3 separate regions of the Mus musculus genome follow, and all the other regions are linked to region 3. A link is a loop called in an ENCODE intact Hi-C map of the cell type or tissue named here. Cell type or tissue: left cerebral cortex. All regions are shown on one strand.

Region 1 (8,000 bases), 68 kb before region 3:
GCCTGGCTCTCCCCATGTTACTTTTCAGAGGCAACTCTGAGCTTTTCTGAAGCTCTTTGCTTTTGATTCTTGCCTGTGCTGTTCTGATTAATTTGCCTAGGCCACCTCAGATGCTATGTGGGATCCATGGAGAAGAGTGGGGCTTGGCACCTGTACATCACATCCTCCCATGCCTTGCTTGCCTCTGATGGACATCAGTTTACATGAGGGATGCAATTTCTACAGCATGCGCTGTGCTGCTGCTTTGTGAAGGTTGGAGGGGTGTCTCACCAGACTCCTCTTTTCCAGCTGTCCGTGAATCCTAAGAGTCTGGGTTAGCCTCTCAGATTAGTGTCCGAGGGGAGTAGGGATCTGGGGACTCTGGAGATTTAAGCAATCCGCCGGTTTTATGCCTACACCCCCTGCCCCGGCCAGACACCTTCCTCATCTCAGTGTGTAGAATTCTGTGTACCATGCCACTTGCTGGCTTTTACCTCTTCCACCCTCCACCAGCTCTCCACAATGTGCAGAGTTTTAGTGAGCTTCTCTCTGCCAAGTGTTGGCCATGCACCCTGTCCCCTGGGCTGTCCCCTGAGGGCTCATGTGTTGAAGGCTTGGTCCCCAGTGCAGCCATGTATAGAGGTGGGTCTTTTAGGAAGCAAACAGGTCGTGAAGAGTTAGACCCCACTGACAGATTAATCTACTGATACATTTATGATTTGATGGGCTGTCGAAAGATGATAGAAACAGGATGTGGGACCCTGATGACGGGAGTGGGTGTTTGCTGGTATGCCCTTGGAGGCTTGTCTTGTCTCTGGTCCTTTCTACATCTTCTCTTTATTTTTTGAACATTTCATACATGTACACAAAACATTGTGATGGTATTTACCCTGATTGTCCTCTCTTGTACCCTCCAACTCCTGCTGACCCCTTTCTTCCCAGCCAGTTCCCTTCCCACACATGTGTGTGCATGTGTGCAGGTGGCCACAGCTGCTGTGTGGTCATGATTGCAGCAGTGACTGTGTTGTCTTTCTATCCCCTCTTCTGCAATGCTCCCAGGCCTCCAGAGGGAATGATGGAGACGTCCCGAGAGTTGTGGGTCTCTGCTATAACCATCATGCACACTGCATCAGCCCCTGTGATCAAGGCTAGGAGCAGTGCTAGTCTCAGTATAAACATAGGGATCAGAAAGCCTCTGATTCTTATAGCTCTTTGCTTTGTGGCTGCCTTGGCTGTCTCGTCTGCTGTTCGCTCCCACTTTTATGCCTTTGTGTGTTCACCTCAGACCATCAGCAATGGAGCCAAAGAGTGATGGGCCATGTAACTTGATCCCAAATCCACCTTTATGTTGATTTCCTCCAGGGAATTTTGTTACTGAGATAGAAAGCTGAGGAACTCAGGTTCCGTGGTTTCCTTCTGAATGGACCCTTTGTGCTCATTCTTCCCCACTGTTTCAGGGACCTGGGGAAAGAGTGCACTTGAACCTGTTTATCTGCCATGTTCAGCCGAGAGCCCTGGCTCCCACAGACCGTGTGTTGTGCACAGGCTTATCATCCTGACTTTGTGCTTTAAGGAACATGCTTAAAGGGAGAAACGATGGAGCTGGAGATGCAGAGGAGGAAGGTCTTCTCTTCCGCCTTTTCCCAGGAGCTAGTCTTATCTCACAACAGCCCATCCTGCTGCCTGGGCTGCTGCCGGCAGGTCAATCCTCTGGACTGTAGTAGTTGAGGACAGAGGCCCATGGTTGGTAATGGCAGCACAATAGAAGCTGACCTTGACAAAGAAAGTAGACTTTATTAATATTGGAGCCACTCTCCTGCGTGGGGCTAGGGACTATATGACTCTTACACCTGTGCGGTTGGGCCTGTTTCTCTCTGTGGTTCCACCTGACACCGCCCCCTGCAAGTCACTTGTGCTGTTTCCAATAAGAAGGAAGATAAATTTCTTTGCACACTTTTCCCTGGTTTTGGAAATCAGAACACAAACTACCAATTTGATCTGTCACCTGCCTTTGGGAAATGATGTCCTGTCTGTGTGGGATATGGCCACGACAGCCCACCCTTCTCTGCCCTTGCCTCTCCCCACCTCAGTCAGTGCATGGGCCCTGACCTGTGAACCTTAAGTCCCAGCTTGCACCTTGCTCCTACTGTATCTCCACCCCTGTTGCAAGGGAATGTAAAATGCAGCTCACAGGCTATCTCAGACCTTATTAAAACATCATTTCCCCTGCCTTGGTCCCAGATTTCTGTGCTTAATCATAGAAAGGCAGCTTGCTCAAATATACATTATTCTTGTTTGGAAAACTCTTGTCGGCTTGTCTATCTCCCCACCCCCTCTGCGTTCTGTAACCCTGCTTCACTGAGGCAAGACTTATTAAATATCATAATTTGCTCGTTGGAGAATTATTTGTAAACTTAATTAGCTCTGTCGGTGTTTGAGTTAATTTTCTCTCTGAATTTCAGCCTCTCAGGTCCTGGTTTTCTGGACTCTGTCCTGTGTCTGTTAAAGACTTTGTAAATAGTTTTGAAATGCCAGTTGGTGATATATAGGCCTCCTTAACATTTCTTTGATTTATGTGCAGTGCTGTGGAAAAAGGCAAAGAAAGCAAATTATATGGGGAAAAATGTTGCCAATCTTCACTTTTTTTTTTTACCTTTAGTTTTAAAAAGTACACTTATCAATCATGTCTGATGGATTTTCTTTTTTATAAAGATTGAAAATTTAACTATTTGAAGACTCCTGCAATGCAGGTTGTTTTTGCTTAGTCACATGTAGCTGAACACTGGATAGGGAGCCCAAATTCCCAAAGCTGTCTCCACTGTCCCCAAAGGCATCATGGAAACAGCAGATGCTGACTGAAAGGCTAGATGGCTCTTCATGCTGGAAGCGTGTCACATCTGTATCTGCACCCCAGATTCTTGTGGTGAGTCAAGCACAGCTCAAGTGAGCTTGCTGAGATTTGTCCAAGAGGAACTCTGTGGCATAGTGAATTCTTATTTGCACTTATTCATTAGGATGTGTGCATGCACGCACACACCCTGGTACATGTGTGGAGGTTACAGGACAACTTATGGGAGTCAGCACTCTCCTTCCACCCAATGTGTAAGTTCCAAGGATCCCAGGCTAGTCGTCAGCTTGGCATCAGGCACATTGACTGGCTGAGCCATCTCCCCCAGCCAGTCTGATGGCTTCCAGGGAGATAATGAACCAAACAGTGACTCTATACATATTTCCTAAGATTGTTCCATGATGGGTCTCAGGTTTCAGTGTGCCTGAGACCCATGTGCGCTCACTGGTTTTGATGTAAATTCTTGAGCATCTCATAGAAATTATCAACCAGCAGATTTGAGGCAGGGTCTTATAATCTGCAGATGGGGTCAGCACCCTTTGGGTGGCCCTGATGTCAATGAAGCAGGCTGGCAGGGGTACTATGTGTAGTACCCCTATGCCCACAGTGTGGCACAAGTTCACAGCTCCATATCCAAAGCCTGGGAGTCTGAATGGGTTTTGATTTAGAATTTTATGTTCTAGAAAGGCAGCATGTCAATATACCATATATAACACTAATTCCTCCAGTGGGATCCAGGACAGTACCTGGTAATCAGTACTGTGCTGGTGAAATGTCTGCCTCTTCACAGTAAGTCAGAGAAATTAAGATTCAAATAGATTCACAGCAGTTCACGGCAGGTTTTGCTGCCACACGAGTTCTGCGCCTACATTGATGAGAAAGCTTTTGACTTTGAGGACTTCCATGCATTTTCATATTTCGGGGAGGAATCCTGGCTCTGTGCTGGCAGCTTCTTGTCCCGTCCTCTGCTCTGGGTGTGAGACAGCAGAAGGCAGTGAGTGGGTGAAAGGTGTGTATACAGCTAGAACACTCCCTCAGCAGCAGCAGCAGGGGCTTCTGGGAGTGCAAGTGCAAGTCCAATGCAGTTGGCTCCTCTAGAGCTGAAAAAGCATCCAGTGCGTTGCGACTCCAGGGCCAGCAGGGACAGTTTGCTAGGCTGTGGTAAGCCATGGTTCTAACTTCCAAGAGGCCTGGCTGCAGACGCCTCTCTGCTGCTTCCGTCATGATAAACCCTTACTAACTGGGCATCCCAAGAGTGACTGCTCCTTGTAACTGAACTAAACCAAGTAATGAGGCCATTAGAGCTGTACCCCATCCTGTGTCCACCCTTCTCCAGGACCTCACTCACCCCCAACATGGTGCTCAGCACAGTCTGAAGTTTACCTCCTATCTCATCTGGCTTTTTCCCACTAGCTTGTGTACTCATTTCTTTATAAAATCCATAGCAAGGGCATTCTGAGTTCTCAATGGTAGAGTGTGTGTTCTAGAAGAGGTGCTTAGCAGGCTGGCCAGATTCCAGCCTCTCCATACCATTGCCTGAGCTTCGGTTCCTCCTCCTCAGCTTAGAGTTAGCACCAGTGCCTACTTACACAGCCATCAACGCAGACCACTTGAGTCCCCAGCACACAGTGAGCCCTTGCTATTCTCCGGATATAAAATACCCCCAAAGGTTCATGTACTGGAGCTTGGTTGCCAGGTGATTGCATTAATCAGTAGATTAATTCTTTTTTTTTTCCATTTTTTATTAGGTATTTAGCTCATTTACATTTCCAATGCTATACCAAAAGTCCCCCATACCCACCCACCCCCACTCCCCTACCCACCCACTCCCCCTTTTTGGCCCTGGCGTTCCCCTGTACTGGGGCATATAAAGTTTGCGTGTCCAATGGGCCTCTCTTTCCAGTGATGGCCGACTAGGCCATCTTTTGATACATATGCAGCTAGAGTCAAGAGCTCCGGGGTACTGGTTAGTTCATAATGTTGATCCACCTATAGGGTTGCAGATCCCTTTAGCTCCTTGGGTACTTTCTCTAGCTCCTCCATTGGGAGCCCTGTGATCCATCCATTAGCTGACTGTGAGCAACCACTTCTGTGTTTGCTAGGCCCCGGCATAGTCTCACAAGAGACAGCTACATCTGGGTCCTTTCGATAAAATCTTACTAGTGTATGCAATGGTGTCAGCGTTTGGATGCTGATTATGGGGTGGATCCCTGGAGTAGATTAATTCTTGTGGTGGATTCATAGTATGATGGCATTGCTGGGGGTGGGGGAAAGGAGAGGCAATAGGTGTGGCCTAGTTAGAGGAGGTAGGTTATTGGGGACATCCCTGGGAAAGATGGTATCTTGTCCTCTGCCTCTCTCATATTTTGCTGCCTTGAAGTGACAGGTCTCCTCCACATGCCCCTACTACCACACATTCTGCCTCACTCAGGCCTACAGTGAGGAGCAGGCTCACTGTGGACAGAAGTTGGTCTTTCCTCCCTATACTTGCTTTCTCAGGATTCTTCTCAAGGTTGTGAAGTCTAACTAACAAACTTGTGTATCATTAATGTTAACTTTTTTTTTTTTTTTTTTTAACCACAGGCTAGCCACTGTTCCTGACAAGGGAAGTCTCTGTTCCTCAGGGTTTTCACTAGATGAAAATCTTGACCTAAAAGCAGATACTACTTTTGGTTTCTAGTCACATGTAGCCCTGTGTACTGCATCTGACACAGCAGCACACTCTCAGCATATTGCTACTGAACATTCACATGGGCCCTGTGCAGAGCCAGTGGGACATTGGTAGAATTCCACGTGCTGTCATGCTGTAATATACAGTGGTAATAGAATAGCGGTTTCTGGGAGGCATGGTGCGATGTCTGGACTGGCTTGAGGAAACACATGTGAAAGGCGGCCTTTGTGTATCAAGGGTGAAAGGACAGTAGTGCAGCCCAGCGGCCTGTTCTTCTCAGCCCTGGCCCAAGGATGGCTCCTTTCCACACTGATCTCTTCCCCTGGGTGGGCACAGTAGGGTATAGTCATGGGTATAGTCATGCTCGCACTCTCTCTCTCTCTTTAATTTTTGAAGGATTTTATTTATTTTACATATGTGAATACACTTTCGCAGTCCTCAGATACACTAGAAGAGGGCATCTGGTCCCATTACAGATGGTTGTGAGCCACTGTGCTTGCTGGGAATTGAACTCAGGGCCTCTGGAAGAGCTGTCAGTGCTCCTAACCTCTGAGCCATCTCTCCAGCCCCCAGTCATGTTCTTGATCTTCCCTCATGGATACCGTTCCCCTGCCCAGCTGCTGCTCCAGTGTGGTTTGGTTGCTTGCTGGTCTCCTCCCAGCAGATTGGATTGGATGCTTTGAATAGAATTGGATTGGATGCTCCACCACAGCTTCAGAGGAAGTGGGCATTCTTCCAAGCTGCCCTTCTTGGGCTAGGGCTGTGGCCAAGTGTATTGTGTCTGCCTGGCATGCATCAAGTCCTATGTGTGGTCTGTAGTGGGAGGGAGAGAAGAAGGAAGATACGTGGGAGGGAGCAATAAGAGAATGGGAAGGGAGGGAGGAGGAGGAGAAAAGACAGGTGGAAGAGGAAAGTGCATCAGACCTCTGCCCCAGCATAGCTGTTCTGCTTTCTAGCTGTTTCTTCTTTTTAGCCTAGCTATACTTGGCTTTCTCAAGACCAGAACTCATCCTTGTCCTCTAAATCTTTTGTCCAAAGCCAGCTTTCCAGTCATCATCTTGTCTGGGCGCCTTGTTGGTAGTGGCCATCAACCTCAGCCTGTCAGTAGCATCCGCAGATTACATATTTCAGTATATGCTTGCTGCCAGCCCCTGCTCAGCGCTCTCTGTTCACCACTCACCAACTCTCTCAAGGCCAGGCTTCTTCTGCAGCAACAGAGTGGTGCTGAGAAGCAGCGTCACCCTAACGAGACAAGAGGCTTTGGGGTTCGGGGGTGGACTGATGAACCCGCGCTCAGGGCACAGGCTTCGAGGGCCTTTGGCCTGTACCTGGGCAGATGACTACATACCCACACAGCCTCAGAACCAAAACTTTTCTCTGCCTGAATCATGTTGATTGGTCAATAGGACATTCACTCTGATATGTTGCTTGTTTTGAATAAAAAACATCCCTACTGGGTGACTCTTTTTGCTTCAAAGGGTGAAAAAAAAATCACAGCCCTGTATTTGGGGTGGGGTGGGGGGAGTTGTGGCACCTAGGGCTGGGCCCCCGAGTTCAGTCCCTCGCACCACCAAACCAAACCAAAATTGAAACCAGTGAAAACCCTTCGATGGTCCCACAAAACAAGTGAGTGGTCCCGTGGGAGGGAGGGGCTGTGGAAGGAGACTCTGGTCTTGCCTCACTGAGATCTTTGTGATCCTCTCTTGGTGGCTTAACACATCAAGGTTGAGCTAACAAGCCAGGCATTTAGGTTGAGTGCAGATTAAAAGGAGCAGTCTCGACAGTCTATTAGAAGGCGCTTCCCAGCTGATGCTCCACTGCCTTCCATTTACTGTGCTCCAGGGCTTCTGAGGCCCCACAGAGTCATTCTTCTTGTTAGTGAGAGGTCTACAAAGATGGGCCAGGAGGCGTCTCTGCCCGCCAGACTGTCTTCCTTTACTGTGTGAGGAGAATTCTAAGTTGGATTTCTTCTCGGTGCAGCTAGCAGCTGCTTCTTCCTCCTCCTTCCACTCTCCCAGTTTGTTATCCGGTGTGGGTAGGGGGACAGTACTTGATTTAAAGAAGTGTTCAGTTAGCTAGCAGGATGAGGCATTTCTGAGTATAGAGCCTTCTCCAAACCTTGGACAGCTTTGGTCTCTTCCTCTCTGCAGAGTGATAGGCTCTGTACTTGAGGCTGAGAATGGCGCCCTCTGCAGACTTGGAGAGCAGCTCGTTCTCTACCTGTGCGCAGAGTGCCAGGCTTGACACTGTCCACATCACACCACTTCATCCTGAGGTGTCCTTGGCCTTCTTTGTCTGTCAGTGCCATTCTCCACAGAAATATGAAATAAGAACACCCTCCCACCCCCATAGACATCCACCTTAGGGAGTGAGTCATTTGACATAAAGACAGCTCTTAGTCCCCCTGGATGAACATTGTTGTTCACAGTGGTCTGATAAGATAAACACAGGCTCTGAAGAGAGGAGAAACTCAGGACCCTTTATGTGGAGCTAGCCATCTGA
Region 2 (8,000 bases), 80 kb before region 3:
TGGAGCAGGTGACTTTGCTCCTCTGAGCCCTGCTCTCCTTCCCATCATGCATTTCAAGAAGACAAAAAGACACTGTGAGCTGTTTCTGTAGAGTCTGGTGCATGATATGCATTAACTTGGCCATTGTCACCATCGCTGTCGTCCTCAGCCTCCTCACTTTGGAGAGAGAGAAACTGAGTCCCAGCTCCTGTGAGCACGTGTAGCACTCAGAGGCCAGGCCGGGACTGCTCCTTTCACCCCGCCACCTGCCCGTCTGCACTCAGCTCCAGATCACGTACTGTCACCTCCTCGGTTCTCTGCAGCGCCTGCAGAGCCTGACAACAGATGGTGCTGTTCTGAATTAAAACAATTTAACTCAAGATCCATCAACTGCCAACATCAAACACCCTTAAAAGAAGGAAAGAAACTCATTATCAAGAGTATTTAAGCAAAGTAGGTATTTAATCTATCTTAATCATTTGCATTCTCGAGGAGAAGAAAGTCAGTGGCAGCTGCCACCACAGGCCAGGCCTGACTGTGCCTGCTGTAATTGCCTCAGTCTGGCCGCATCACACTCGCATTTCCTTGTTTGCCACACAGTACTAATTTGGACTTGGGTCCTTAAAGAACAGTTTTTAAAGCTATGCTGAATATTTGAATATTTAAACATTTAGGAAGTACTCTGTTGCTTTTGTACCTTTGTAAAGCTTTGGTAGGGCGTGTGGACAGTGTGCGGGGTTGCTTCCAGAGCTGGGCAGAAAGGATGTATTAGGCCAAGTTTTGGTATTGCAGTGAAACACCTGAGGTCTGCTACTTCTCAACAACAGCTGCTGAAAGGCACAGTAGCTCTGGGAAGGACCCTCTTCCTCTTGGCTGCAGCGCTTCCTGATGGAAGGCACCACAGTGGCAGGGGCGTGTGTGGGTAAGAGAGGTCACATAGGCAGCTAGGCAGAGAAAGCAATCACGGTGTGACCAGGATTGTTTCTTTATTATAACCACCCTCTTGGAAGCCAGCTTTCTCCCACGAGCATCACAGCCAGTGCTTCCAGAGCCATCCCACTAGGCTCTGCCTCTTAATGATCTCCCCAGCCTCCAACGGCACCACTCTAGAGACACAGCCACACCATAGCAGTGATCACTCAGGTCAGTCTACTCAAGTCCTGTCTCCTGACATGACCATCTCCTGTCATGCCTTCTTCTGCTGCCCCCATGTTCCTCTTGCAAGCAGCCTACCCTAGGCTCTGAGGACCAAGAGGGCCAGGCCTTCTTTACCTTCCTTTGTTGCCTCTTTCAGTCTTGTGGTTGGGGATGTAGCTTACTCTTGGGGACCAGACAATGGATGCTCTCCTTCCCTAACCTCAGCTTGACTGAAGCATTCATGGCCTAATATTAGCTACCAAAGGGGCAAGTAAAATATTTGTACTGTCTTTCTAGAAAAATCTGCACATGGGTGGGAAGCAGGAGCCACACACGTAGAGTGTGCTGACAGAGGAAGCAGACTGCATGCAATACTCTGTAATACTTTGTCCCGTCAGTGTTTCTTATTGAGCCCGTGGTGTCTGTGATGCAGGTTCTAGCCTGACAGGCTGAGAGGTCTGCTCCTCATGCGATGCAAACATGCTCCCTGCGTATTTGTTCTCTGCCTCACACTTTTCCTGATGTGTGCACCAAAGCCCTATTTGTGGAATTTTCTCCTGATATCTGTATGGGAAGGCAGTCCTCCAGAGCTATCTTCCTGGGCAGGCCTGCCAGGACTCTGCTAGCTCCTTCTCTGGCCCACGTCTTGGTCCAGGTGGTGTCCCAAGCAGCTGCTCAGAAGGAACCTGTCACAAGGTCTCCATCTAGTTTGGTTCTAATGGTTTTTCCATAAGGAAAGAAAACAAAGTTGCGGAGCTGGCATTTGCATTTCCATCTTTTAATAATTCATTTCCCCAGCACTGGGAAGAGACCGAGACTTGCAGTCACTTGAGAGGCTAGGGCTTTGTCTGCTCTTTGCTCCCTGTGCTGGGAGTGAGGGGCACTAAGAAGTCCAGATGAGGCTTACTGGCCATCAGTCTATCTGACAACATTTTGAAAAGTAATGTATAAGTGTGTGACATTGGTGTGGTAGTATCATAGCATACTGTTGTCGTGTGAAGGGAACATTGTGTGTGTTCTCTATCAAAATGCCCTCTTTTATTGACAATTCTCATCCTCCCATGGTCTTATGAAACAAAACAAACAAGACATGGAGCATTGACATTGTAGAGCTATAGAAAAGCCACAGAGGTGCTGTGCTACCAGGGAGGGTGCTGAATCATAGAGGTGAAAGGTCTGGTGTCTTTAGTGAAAGCCTAGAGAGGCAGGAACCTAGTCCTGAGTGTCCTTTCCTGTGTGACAAGGCTTATGTACAGGGAGGGGTTGTTGAGCTGGGCACATCTGCCTTCTGCTCGTAGTCCATTTGTTGGGGCATGTGTGTGCATTCTCTGTTCACACTCACTTGAAGTGACTGACACTCCTTTCCTTACAGCACATATGGCTCCACAGATACCTTTGCCATCAATTAGTCCAGGTGATATAGTCAGGACCCACTCTGAGACCTCCCCAGACTTCCTTCCTCTGTGTGGTAGGACAGTATGGACAAGGGATAGGATGGTGTGGATACGGGGTAGGGTGGTGTGGACTCGGGGTAGAATGGTGTGGACACAGGACTCCACAGCTGCAGCCAGTAGAGACAGTGCTGATACTTAGTCTGTTAGTTCCACATCCCCCGCTTAGAGGCAAGGAGATGTAAAACATACAGCAGCTCGTAGCTCAGCTCAGCTCAGCACCCTCCTGGCCACCCCAAGCTCCTGCCTTCCAACAAAGCCCCTCATAAGGGACTCACCTGGAAATGGCCAGCTGGAGGAGACTGAAGTTAGAACGTTCACGCCCTGACCTTACTCTGCTCTTTGGCATTGAGGCCTGAAAAGTTCTTTCCCACCTAGAGATGTACTCTATATTCTGATGGGAGTTATTTTGACAAATGGCATTCCTTGTAATTTAGAAGTCAAAATGCAGGCCAAGGGGCCCAACTAGGGCTATTTAATTGCATCCAAAGGCTCTACTAAACGGATTGACCTCCGTGTCCTTGTCTTGGACCTGCCATGGACTTACTGTTGTCCCTTGCAGTATTTTGCTTGTTGGCCAGCAGGCAGAGTGTCCTTCAGCAGGGCCGGCCCGTTCCTATCTCTATCTACCCCAGCTCTGCTGCAGCTCCCATCTTGCTCTTGTGAAGCCCTCAGCGATCACCCCTGAACTCTATGCTCTCTGCTCTGACAGTCAGTCCCGTCTCCACTCCCTGGCCATCCTGGGCCTCTAAGCAGACTGTTCTTTCACGTTTTCAGATCTCTCTCCTTCATCTCAGCGAGCACCGAGCACCAGCACCAGCACCGTGTTTAGCATTGTGCCCTGCCTCCATCCCCTGTAGAAACCATAAACACGCCTTGTCTTCCTGTGTGACAGTCTTTTCTCCCTGAGAGATGTAGCTTTGGGTATGTGCCGAGAGGTGTTCTTTTTCTTTTTGTTTTGCTGTGTCCTAAGTGTGTAGAGAAGTACCTGGCACATGTAGGGAGTGGCCCACTGATGTTTGTGGGATGGATGGATGGATGGATGGATGGATGAGGTATAGACTTGAAAAAGCCACTTTCTCTTTGGGTCTTTAAGATTTCTAAAGTAAAATATCAGCTTGTACTAGATGAAATGTCATCTCCTCCCAACTGTGACTTCTGTCGATTCTCTGCATCTAGTGGTGTTGATGCGTCACTCACCACCTTCCCCCACCCCAGGATGTGGGCTTCCTGGGGCAGGCAGGATCTAGCTGGTGTTGAGGAGGCAGGTGTCATGGAAGTGCTGTTTCTGGGAAGGGAACTTGAGCCGTGGCCACCCGAACTTGCATGGAAGATGCGCCCCACTTCCACCCCACAGCAGAAATCCCACATGTTTTGCCCATTTTCATTTGGTGATGTTTCCTGGGGACTCTGCCATGCCGTTGTCATTTCCCTGTGCCAGCATGGCAGCTCCCTTCTCCTGGATGCCACCGAAGCCCAGGCCCATTGTTGCTGTGGGTTTGTTTGCATATTGCACAGCCATCTGCTCCTTTACCATCCAAGCTTTAGATTTTAAAATATGAATTGCCAGCCGCTCCAAGACTTTCAGTGGCTTTTTGTTTTGTATGCCAGTAGCTAGACTTTGAACCGTTAGAGCCACCATTGCAGAGCCTTTGCTTCCTCTGAATTTGGGAGGCACTGTGTTCAGGAATTGGGACTGGGCAGACTAGTACCCAGGTGTCTTGAGATCTCATACTGCAGTTCCTTTCAGGCCTTCATCCAACAGGGCCTCCAGGTCAGAGCTGTTTGAGAAAGCCCCAGTGTGCACTAACCCCCCTGCTGTAAGTTCATAGATAAAGGTTCCACAGATTTCAGTGTTTATTTGCTATGCAACTCCAGTCCCACCTGCTCCATGGTAGAGTAAATGTGTGCTGTGTGCTTCATCCTGTAGCATCTCCTGCCACACCATCCCTGGCCAGGTGCTGCCCCCGCCCCCGCCCTAGGCTCACTAGCTTACCCTGTCCTCTTCCTCTTTCCCTAGCACACAGCCATCATTCTGGCTCTCTTCACATGCCGCTCCCTCTGCCTGCCGTGAATTTATGGTGAGCATTTCCAGCACTGTGACTTTCCTCTGTTGCCTCTCTCACAGAGGCCATCATTTTTTTTTTTTTTTTTAAAGATTTATTTATTTATTATATGTAAGTACATTGTAGCTGTCTTCAGACACTCCAGAAGAGGGAGCCAGATCTTGTTACGGATGGTTGTGAGCCACCATGTGGTTGCTGGGAGTTGAACTCTGGACCTTCGGAAGAGCAGTCGGGTGCTCTTACCCACTGAGCCATCTCACCAGCCCGAGGCCATCATTTTTTGGATTTGGAGTGAGTGAGCTGTTTAGTAAGATGTAGCTCCATGAGGTTCACGATGCCACCGAGCATTGAGCTCATGGAAGCAGAGTGAGAGGTGGGTTTGCACAGGCAACTGTGTAAAGATGTTTGCACAGTGTGATGTCTGCCGTGCCCAGGAGGAACTGGACAGAGAAGAGTGCCTGCCTAAGAGTGCCTGGGTGAAAAGTAGGGCTAACTTATTTCATGGCGCTCTGTCTTCAAAAGTCAGGCAGTGTTAGCAGAATACCAATTGCCAAGACACTTAACCAGCAGCTGCATACCATCCAAAAGATCTGTTTTTTAGTGTATCCACATGCTCAGGGAGACTTGACGTTCCTATTTATTAAGTGTTAGCCAAAGAATGTTTTTGTTTTTCAGCTCTCTTTTCTGATATTTCCAAAATGTCTATTTTTCTACTTTAAACAATCTCCCACATAAATTCAGTTCAGTCTTTTTCTTTTGAAGAATCTGCAGTTGTCACTCAGAGTGTCAGCTCCAGGAGGCTAGGCTGGGCATCTGGGATGGTGACAGGAATAGATCCTTTTGGGGGCCTACAGTAGAGCAGGCTTTGCTGCCAAGTTGCTGGTCAAGTGACACTAACTAAGCAGGCTTAGTCCCTGTCGCTGAGGCTTTGGCCTTGTCATTGCTCAGGTGACCCAGAGTTTGTGCCACCCCCCTGCTAAGTTGGGTTTCAGCACTGAGTCTCAGAATTCTGGGATCTTTAGGTCAGCTGCATGTGGCAAAGTGTTCCTCTAGTGAGGATCTGCCATCTTTACAGTTTTCTTAAACTTCTTATTTCAGATATGTTTCCAGCTTCTAGAAATGTCCCCAGCAGTTTGTGCAGAGCTCTGTGGACTCCACCCATGTCCCCTCTCCTCCTGTTGCTTGGTGGTGTTGCTGTCTGAGTTAGGATTTCTGCTAAGAAATGGGATGGTCCATAACCGCTTTTTCTTTGATGCTAGAGTACAACGTTGCTCTTATCGCTACCTACTGCTCCCAAGCATGCTGTCTGGAAAGGCCAGAATTTTCTTTCCTTCTGTCTCATTCTTGTTTGGGTTTTTCTTTCACTTTGCTATGCTGGTAATCAGATCCAGGGCCTTGGGCATGCAAGGCAAGTGAGCCAAGCCACACCCTCAGCCCAGCTGGTTCCTTTTCCAGCACTTGCTCAGGATCCACTCTTGGGCCTACCATGATCAGTTCTCCACCGAGGAAGTTCAGGTCAGCTCCTGCTTCTTGTGTTTGCATAACTGCTACACTGGAGGTACTGATATGAAAGCCCAGACCCAGGTACATTCACAGGAAGGGTTTTGAGCCAAGGGCCACTGCATTTACTATCTGGTGGCCATTTCCCTCTGCCCTAACCACAGAGGCTTGTCTGTGTTTACATCATGCTTTTCACAGTCTGCTTCCTTGGCTTTAGGTTATCTAATGGATGAGCATAAGCACACAAGATTGCTCTCCTGTGTACAACTAAGCGAGGGACCTGTGTGTAGTGGGAACTATGCAAGGGAGCGTTAGAAGGCAGAGCTCCATGCTTGGGATCCATTAGGCCTGTCCTTCCCTCCTCCCTCCTGCATGCAGGTTGGGATAATGAGTAGGCGCTCCAGCAGGAGCTCACACTGGGGTTTTGGGAGGTTTGCCATTGAGGTACATTGCAGGTGTGATGGAATTTCTTGAGTCTCCTCCCCACCTCCTGCTCTGTCCTTGCCCCTCTGGTTTCCTCTGTGATACTTCTGTATCCTTCAACTTCGTGATCTCTGCCACCTCTGTAGGAACTCTTCCATATGGCAGTGGTTGCCTTGCCACCTCCCCCACTGGTGTCCCTGTCATATTTCCTCTGTGCACCTTGCTACCAGCTCCATGATTTCCTTACTCTTTGTTCAGGAGTGTGCTCACCATGCTGTGGGAGCCCTGCTTGTCTTTGGAGCTTATTCTCAGCACTGACCCCAGAACAGGGCCAGATGTTAGGACGTTAGATGCCTAGTATGTATTTACTTAGTAATGTTCTAAGATTTATATATGAAGTTAAATATGTGCTGACTCATCACTGGGTGAGCAAAGAAAGGTCTGGTTGGCAGCAATACACATCTGTAATGAGATGCTTCAGTGGTTCTCAACCTTGCTAATGCTGGGACACTTTAATATAGTTCCTCATGTTGTGGTGATTTCCAACCATAAAGTTATTTTGTTGCAATAATTTTTCTATTGTTATGAATTATAAAGTAAATATCTGATATGCAGGATATCTGATATTCAACCCCCAAAGAGGTTGTGACCCACAGTTTGAGAACTGTTAGTTTAAGTGTTGTGAGCTTAGTATCACAACACTTAAACTAACTTTGGGCAAGTGACAGCTTCTTTCAGCCTCTTCTGCATGGGTGAAATGGGATTGTCAGGACACCTTCCCCTGGATTGCATTGTGAAGGCATTATTAATGCTTGGTGTATCAGACACTAGAGTTCTCTTTTGGTTGTTACTGTTTCACAAAATAGGTAGACTAATAGTCTTTTGTTTTGTTTTGTTGTTTTATTAGCATTTGTTAATTGTACAAAACAATGTGTTTGATTATGACAATCCATACCTGTCTATAATATACTTTGATCACCTTTAATCCCCTCTTACCATATCCTACTCCCCTCCCACTGCTCTCTTCCCTGCTTCCAAGCCCTCCTTCTACCCTCATGTATTATCTCTGCTATTTTCTTTTAACTACTGTTACATGTACACACACATATGGCTCTAGAAATACTACTTGCTGGGTTCATTTGGTATTGATCATGTTTGATTTTTAGGGCTGACCACTTGAGATTAGAGAACATCTCCCTGGGGAAGACTGCTTTTCCTTCGCTCAGTCCGTTAATTGCCTGTAGCCTTTCATGTAGGTCGGGCCTCATGGGACCTCACCTTTGTTCCATGTTCACTGGGGCTGTCACTCTGCAGGTCCCTGCTTAGGGAACTAGATTGTTAAGAGGTCATGGGTGAAGCTCTATGTTCTTTGCAGAAGATACAATCTTACAGCAGATGTCCTGGTCCTCTGGTTCTTTCTACATACTTTCTACAGTTTTTTCCT
Region 3 (8,000 bases):
TTGCAGATGTCTCTCCATGGTCACTCCTGGCTTTATCCTCTCTGGAAAATTAGTTTATTAGTACATGTATCCCTAACTCTGAGGGTGTGTATGGGCGGAGAAAATGAACAGCATGAATCTTACACACTGTGTGGGGTAAATGCTATTTAAATCCGGCTGGAACAGCTAAGCATCGCACTAGCATGAGATCATTGGCTTGGGGCCAGGTTTGTTGTGTTTGTGGGTGGTTCCCCCCCCTCTTTTGAGGAGGGGTCAGGCTTAGAGAGCTAAGCCATCTGTCCAGTATAATATTTTAAGTCTTTAATAACAAATCATTTGCAATATATCTTACTGCGTAGAGGAGAAAATGAATATTTTGCAGAAGTGTTATCTTTAGAAACGTCTTCCCCATTCCCTTTTGTTATCGTTTTGGTGGTGTTGTCTCCATTTGATAGTGCACATCTTTGTACTACTGTTTTGCAGAATTAATTAGTTCATTAAAAGTGGCATTTTAAAACCGGTGTGCCGGTACAGTGTGCTTCTTTAGAAGGCTTTTGCTTCTAAAAGGCATTAAGCTTCTACAAGAACAGATGCAGGGGTTCTGTGGACAGACATTAAGCCTCAAGACTTGAAAGGCTCTGTGTTGCTTTCTTTGAGGTGTATTTTCAATGAGCTCTGGCTGCCATTGTGCATGCCTTTCCGTGGTTAATGTAGTGACCTCTGCCACACCTTGCCTCTTCATCCGCTGCAGAGAACTGTGCATCTCATTGCATAATGGCCTAGCCTGGGTCCATGTGGCAATCTCTAATGTACTGTCTACCCATTCAATGAGTATTCAAGGAGCACCAGGCACTGTGGCAAGGCGCTGGGTAGTACAAGGAAGAGAGCAGTCACATGACCCTCCAGAACACTGCAGGGAAGTAGGACTTTAAAGAAATAATCACTCACAAATTGTGTAGTTAGAAATGTGCAGAGGTGACAGAATTTGAAAGTGCTGTGTGGGGTAGGATGTACTGATGGAGAGATGTGAACAGGACAGGGCCAGGGAAGGCTTTCCTGAGGAAGTTAGCCTACGGAAGAATAACCAGGGATTTGTGGTGGGCCTGGCTGGGCAAAGAGTGCTTCAGGAAGATTGCTCAGTGTAAGGAAGGGGGTGGCAGCTGAGGCTGGAAGGGAGGGAGCGATAGCTGCGTTGGAGGCTCGCCTTGGCCTCTGAGGACTTGAGACTTGAGTCCTTTCTGAGCCCTGTCTCAGGAGTGGTTCTGAAAACAGAGGAGGCTTTTCCTAGACAAGCAAAGACCCCTAGAAGGCATGGGTTGTGTGGCTTTGCCCTGCAAAGCTGGCACCTCTTGTCAGATCACAGCCTGGTGTGGAGAGAGGAGTTGTTACAAGAGCTGAGTGCTGAGAGGACGTGGGAGGAAGGGACGCTCACACACTGATGGGGACCGGATGTGAGTGCAATGCCAGGGAATAGCAGGGAAGGTCCTCAGAAGGCTAAAGCAGAAGCACCATGTGACTTAGCAGTCCCACCTCTCAGTCTGCGCACAGGCAGTAAGAGGAAGCATCTGCACTCCCATGTTCCTGCAGTTTTAGTCACAGTAGTCAAGATCATCACATGTGCCCATCAACTTACTAACAGATAAAGAAAACATGGTGTGGGCACAATTGGGACTTTGACAAGAAGGAAACCCCATCAGTATGAAGGAACATGAAAGTCGTGTGTTAAATGAAATAAGCCAGTCACAGACAGATTAAATAGTCCAGGGTGTCTGTCATTCATGTGTCAAATCTGAAAGAGTCGAATTCCTAGGGGAAGACTGTACAACAGTGGTTACCAAGGGCTTGGATGGGAGAGCGAATGGGGATGTTACCTGGAGAGCACGATTGTTAGCAATAAGCTCAAAAGATCCATTAGAGCATAAATGGCTAGAGTTAATGATAGGTTATCACAGTCTTGAAAACCGCTGACAGAAAAGGTGGTATGTGAGGAAAAGCACGTGGTCATTAGTTTGATAATAGCCATCCCATAATGTGTGTGTGTGTTTCAGAGCACACTCACAGGGAAAAAGAGGTGCAGTTTTTAATTTGTCAGTTAAGTAATAAGCTCACATAACAGCTCCATTACAGAAGTATGACTTTAAGATCCACACAACTATTATAGTTGTGATTACTTCAGGACTGTGTGATACAGTGTTACATACATACATACATACATACATACATACAGGCAGGCAGGCAGGCAGAATGCATACTCTACAAAGAAAACCAGAGACCTTAATTTTGGAAGGGTCTAGACAAGGATACTTAAATCAGGCAGGGTTCACAAATAGACTCTTAAGAGCTATAAAGTGCAGAAAGTTGCATGTGAAATGTCATATAGTTTTCAGTACCTTCTCCTAGGGATCTGGGACCTAAGGAGACTAAAAATCGTCAGTGAAGAGCTTAGGAAAACTCAGCAACTGTCCATATTTACAAAAGCCTTTGTTTGACTTTGGGAGAAGTAGCTGAGTAGCGTTCTGCCAATCTGATATGATATGGCTACATGGAGACACTGGCCAGCCTGCAGAAATTACCTGCAGACCACCTCTTGGAGATGCTGTCAGTGGGTCACTAGGCAGGGCAACTTATGGGGTGCTAGTGGTCTTCAGTACTCCTGTGAAGGCCATTTAAAGAAACAAGAATCCTGGAGAGTTGGCTCAGTGGTTAAGAGCACTGACTGCTCTTCTGAAGGTCCTGAGTTCAAATCCCAGCAACCACATGGTGGCTCACAACCATCTGTAATGAGATCTGATGCCCTCTTATGGAGTGTCTGAAGTCAGCTACAGTGTACTTATGTATAATAACAAATAAATCTTTTTAAGAAAGAAAGCAAGGAAGAAAGAAAGAAAGGAAGGAAGGAAAGAAGAGAGAGAGAGAGAGAGAGAGAGAGAGGAAGGAAGGAAGGAAGGAAGGAAGGAAGGAAGCAAAGCAAAGCAAAGCAAAGCAAAGCAAAGCAAAGCAAAGCAAAGCAAAGCAAAGCAAAGCAAAGCTTAGGGCCCAGGTGTGTGTTATGTCTAGGAGTGCAGGTAGGGAGGGTGGTTTCTGCTGCCAGAGTCACTCTGCAGTCCCATCCTCGGAAGCCATTGGAAACCTGGGGAGAGAAGAGTGCCTGCTTTTCTCTGCACAAGCTCATCTCCTAAACCACTGAGTGCCTGGTCTTCATTAAGGATGGGGCAGAGAAACAAACTTAAATGTTAACTTTCTGCCTGAAAATACTCACACCTTGATCTGAACCTGTGGTTTCTAGAAGTTTGTGTTCCTAGGCCTTGTAGCTGTGTTGGAGTAAAGGAAACCCAGCCTCTTCTCCATGTTTGAAAGGCTCCTGTAATGTAAATAGGAACAGCAAGCCTTCCAAGTTATTACCCTGTTAGCAGGTTGACAGATATGTGCAAATTGTGACTCACTGCTCAATTTGGCTCCAAATTAATGTCTTTCCGTGCGGGCCGCACAGGCCGCGTCTGCTCAAGTGTAAACTCGTCACCGCTGCGGTGTGCTGCTTGTTTGCCTCCACTCTAAAGGTAAAAATTAAAGTAATTTGATTCTGCCACTAGTGGAGTGTGACATATGGTGGTAGTGTGGGAGGAGAGCAAGTCGTTCCTACCTGTCCTTAGCCCGGCTCTGTAAGCGTGGTGCTGGCGTACTCTGCGAGCACAGTACAGACACGAGCAGCACCCGCTGTCTTGGGAGGCAGCATTCTAGAAGCATTGCCAAAGACCACCCCACACATACCAGCCCCCACTCTCTGCAGAAAGAAAGCCATTTTTGTCTCCAGACTTTTAATCTGGTGTGGCAAGCCTCCCTGGTTTCTGTCAAGTTACTAGTGGCTCATTTGTATCTCTAAGGCTGGGTCTATTTAAAAATGAAATGTTTTGATTTCTGCATCTAAAATCTAGACGCTGTTTTCCTCAGCTAAAGGTGCAGCTGACTTTCTTTGGTCTCTTTTTGGCAAATGCATAATGTCACCTGTAACAAAGGAATCTGTATCTCCTTTATGTTAGGCCTAAGAAGAAAAACAGCCTCCTTAAAATTCATTTCTGCTCAATGGAATTTTCAAATGAGCTTGCTGAGCCTTATCTAAGATCACAGGCAGGTGGGTGGGCAGGGAGGAAACCACTGAAAACCCACCCACCCTGGGCTTCTTAACTGTGCTGTGCCTGTGGCAGCTACCTTTCTTAGGAACTATCTTTTCTCTGCCACAACCTTCCCTTCCAAGTAAGAGTCCCTAAATGACCAGGGATGCCCACTGCAACTCTGGATGCAATGAACAAAATCTGGACCAGGTGGCTGGCTTGGAATTCTAGGAAAGTAGAGTGAGGTTGCCTCCAAGTTTGTATGTGGCCCAGGATAACCCCACTGTTCGGGTCTTCCAGCCTGCTAAGGAGCCTGATTTTCCAGGTGGTATGCTGAAGGTTTCAAGGTGAAGGATACAAGACATCAGGTTATGATGGTCTTTGTGCTGAACTTGTGCATATTCATCCAGCTCCCTTCCAGAGCTATGATGGCTATTGATTAAAGACTATGCACAAGACACTGCCTGCCCCTCACATTAGCATATACTTAGCAGTGACCTCCATTCACACTGGACAGAAGCTGTTTGCTTCTGCTGAGTCTGAAGAAATGGGTTGAAAGCACACATATAGATTGGGGAAGTATCTGAAGGTGAGCATGAGCATCGCCAGCCCCTGAGTTGGCATGGTTTTGTCATGCAACTTCTGTTGGTTCAGTAGACACTGGACAGTACCATGCTTGCGCCTCCCTCTCTTCCAGTCACCTCTGCAATTAAGTTATGCTTAGATGCCATGAGGCTGTGAGTCAGGGAATCACCAAAGATCCCCTGACTGTTTCCCTGTCACCTAGGAATGACACTTGTGAAGCTGTTACTTCTTAGTAGGGTGGGGCCTTGAAGAAATGCTTGGAGCAACTTCAGCTCTTAATAGCAAGACTCACATGATGGTCGAAGTCCTCTTGAGAAGGGAAGCTGGCTGCTGCTGTGGCCCTGTGGAATCTGTGGGCTACTTGTAGTCCACCAGAATCCCTGACACCACCTTCCACAGGAGCACCCCAGCCAGCACCACCTCTTTTCATGCCCACCTGCCCACTGCCCTTGTTTGTTATCAGGCCTTTGCAGCCTCTCCTGCCCTCCTCCAACATGAAAACCAACCCAACAGGACAGTCCTGAGAACCGCCTTCTGACTTCCTTGGCACTTTTTACCAGATAGCCTTCTTCTGCACTCCCTCTCATGAGCCTCAGGTTTCCAACTGGAATTTCATATCACGTGATCAAGGAGCCCATCTCTGCTTTCCCCCAGAAACTATACCTTAACATGTCCCTGATGTAGAGAGTGTATGATTAAGTTTCCTACCCATTAATAGCTTTTTGGGGGTCTTGGCTGCTGAGTTGGACGCACCTTTTGTGTTGGTGTGGGTAGACAGTGAACTGGCAGGGTGTCCTATGTAGGGAGCAAAGCCAGCTCTGTGTGTGCTGTGAGCTGGCATGTTCCCAGTGAGCCTCCACTGCAGGGCAGGAGGGCTCTTGGGACCACCTGTCAGCATGCATGGCATCTGTGAGTCCTTAATAAGTACCCAACACCATGCCTCATGCTTAATGCCAGTGGTCTCAGTGAGTATTAAGCTCCGAGAGATGCAGACTCCACGGTCAGGGGAGGGATGAAAATGGAGCTGCTAGCTCACCTGATGTATTTGACTATGCTAAGAAAAGTTTTAGAGTCAGGAATTTAAGAATAAAGTGGGAATAGGGACAGAGAGGCTGAGCAAATAAAAGCCAAACAGAAATCCACGAAAACGGAAAGCTCCACTATTGGATGGGTTTGACTAGAGAAGGCACAGCCAAAGCACAGGCCGACAGTGTGCCTACAGTGCTTACAGTGGAGTCCTGTAGACATACATAGCCCAATGGAAAATTAGGGTGCATTCAGGCACTTTATTTACAGTATAAATATAATCACGTAAAACAGAGCCCCTCTGCAAAGGGTCATGGGAGGAAAAAGGAGATGTTTTCATGAGGGACCTTGTGATCTTGTCTTCTTCAAAAGGTGTCACACCAACTAAAAGTTGGTTATTAAGTATGAAGTGAAGTCTTCCAGCCTCCGACAGAACTCCAGTTCATACTTGTATACTTCTTCCACAACCAGGTATGTCGATGACGTGATCAGCCGCATTGACAGAATGTTTCCAGAGATGTCCATTCACTTATCGAGACCCAATGGGACTTCAGCAATGCTTCTGGTAAGACCTGCTTGCCTGTTTGTGGGGACGTGTGGAGGAATAACCTGTCTTCAAATTCAGCTCCCTTTGTAAGCAGAGGAGATGGCACAGTCAGTAAAGTGCCTCACTCAGGTTGAATCCCTAGGCTCATGTGCACAGCCCAAAGCTGTGTGTGGTAACTGTAAGCCCAGTGCTGGACAATGGAGGCAGGAGGGCCCTGCAGCATGCTGGCATGGTGGCCCAGCTGAATGGGTGACAAACCTTGTCTGAAAAAAGATAAGGTGGGGGGTGACAGCTGGCTTCCACCTCTGGTCCCCACATACCAACCTATATGGTTTCTCATTCTGAGGCTCACTGGGAGCATGCCAGTCCACTGCACACACAGAGCTGGCTCTGCTCCCTACATAGGACACCCTGCCAGTTCACTGTCTACCCACACCAACATAACCATAAAATCATAAAATTGCCTTTGTTGCTACTTCATAACCATAGTTTTGCTACTGTTTTACATTGTAAGGTAAATATCTGTTTTTGATGGGATGGAGACCCACAGGATAGAGCCATTGCTCTAGCATAGACACTACACTCTGTGTCTATGTGCTTTTGAGCACATTGCAGTCCCAGGTAAGAGTTAGAGAGAGGTACTATAAGCTGCTTGACCTCGAGTCAGACCACATGACAGCCTCCCCAGCAGCATTGGGTAAATTTTATATTTTCTCTAAGAGATTATACTGGGTGATTCTCAGCTGGTCTCCTGGTAAAGAAAATGGACACACTGTGGCCTCGGGACTTTGTGGTCCATGAAAGTCATTTACCACCCTCACATGTTAAAAGAAAGCCTCTGGCTCTTTGCTACCACTGACTTCTGATTCTGTTGTTTCTTTGGGTTTGCACCGAGCGTTCTGGCCTCACAGACCACTGATGTTTAAATTGACCAAAGGCAGTGTGCTTGGAGTCCAGTGGCCTAGGGATGTGTTGTGGTATCCATGAGAAGGTTTCTGGTATCCATGTGGTGGTCGGCACCTGAGGGGCACCTCTTGGGACACATGTTTCATGGCAGTATGTGCAAGGGGATGGGCTTTGGTGGATATCGGGAAGGCAAGGCTCTGCATGTAGTGTTGCTGCCTTAGATGCCCTGGGAACTCCTACTGCTATGGCATTCTCCTTATGGGTCACCATCACCCAGGTAAGCCGTTCTTCACCCAGCCCCTCCCATCTTGGAAACGCTGATTGTTTATGCATGTTTCTTTTGACTGGTGAATGGAAAGGATGTGAACTTTCTAATTTTGCAATATTTCATGTATGTGTGTATTTGATATATAGATGTAGATAGATTTCTGAAGTCCATTTGAGCAGTTTTCTCATCGTGGACTAAAATATAAAAAAAAATATACAATACAGTATTCCTTTGATAGAAAAATAAAGCAGTTTTCTTTATATAAAAGGTATTCCCTGCTTCCCTCAAGCATGCTCATCATGCATGTAAGGTCTCCTTAGACCTCACAGCAGTGCACAGATCCTGTTGGCAGATCTGACAGGGACCAAAGAGTTAATAAAGATAAAAACGAAGCATCCTCAGCGAAATAGGTTTGGTCACATTATTTCCAGGTCATTGAGCTTCCACTTCATGAAGAGGATAAGAATTTGGCATTGAGTGGGATGAGCGGGATTAGAGGCAGGCAGGCAGAACACTTAGTTCTACCACCTGACAAAGCAGGCAACTTGGGCCTGTCAGCCTCAGCCACGGACTCATGGAG

The links. Peaks named below come from ENCODE experiments on the same cell type or tissue, not always from the same donor. Only the 100,000 strongest peaks of a DNase experiment are listed, where the experiment ranks them.
Region 1: a loop joins it to region 3, with 7 times the contacts of the local background. A loop is called at or near these places in 3 of 42 quality-filtered maps.
Region 2: it touches region 3 in a loop (4-fold over the local background); 2 of 42 quality-filtered maps call a loop at or near these places.

Annotation. Positions count from the first base shown.
Region 1 is chr2:29,396,641-29,404,640 of GRCm38, forward strand. The region is part of intron 2 of Med27 (mediator complex subunit 27); the gene reads left to right. Among named protein-coding and RNA genes, the nearest start is that of Med27, 54 kb to the left of the region's middle. In left cerebral cortex, a CTCF peak has its summit at 7,684 (motif pointing left); DNase peaks (open chromatin) are centred at 3,810, 4,303, 6,237 and 7,541; H3K27ac peaks cover 597 bases.
Region 2 is chr2:29,385,226-29,393,225 of GRCm38, forward strand. The region is part of intron 2 of Med27 (mediator complex subunit 27); the gene reads left to right. Among named protein-coding and RNA genes, the nearest start is that of Med27, 42 kb to the left of the region's middle. In left cerebral cortex, a CTCF peak has its summit at 329; DNase peaks (open chromatin) are centred at 270, 3,847 and 4,005; H3K27ac peaks cover 877 bases.
Region 3 is chr2:29,465,123-29,473,122 of GRCm38, forward strand. Med27 (mediator complex subunit 27) reads left to right here. Exons shown (of 8, transcript NM_026896.5): 4 at 6,171-6,264. Among named protein-coding and RNA genes, the nearest start is that of Mir133c, 6.2 kb to the right of the region's middle. In left cerebral cortex, no CTCF peak of the experiment used is centred here; DNase peaks (open chromatin) are centred at 154, 776, 1,148, 1,449 and 2 more places; H3K27ac peaks cover 2,648 bases.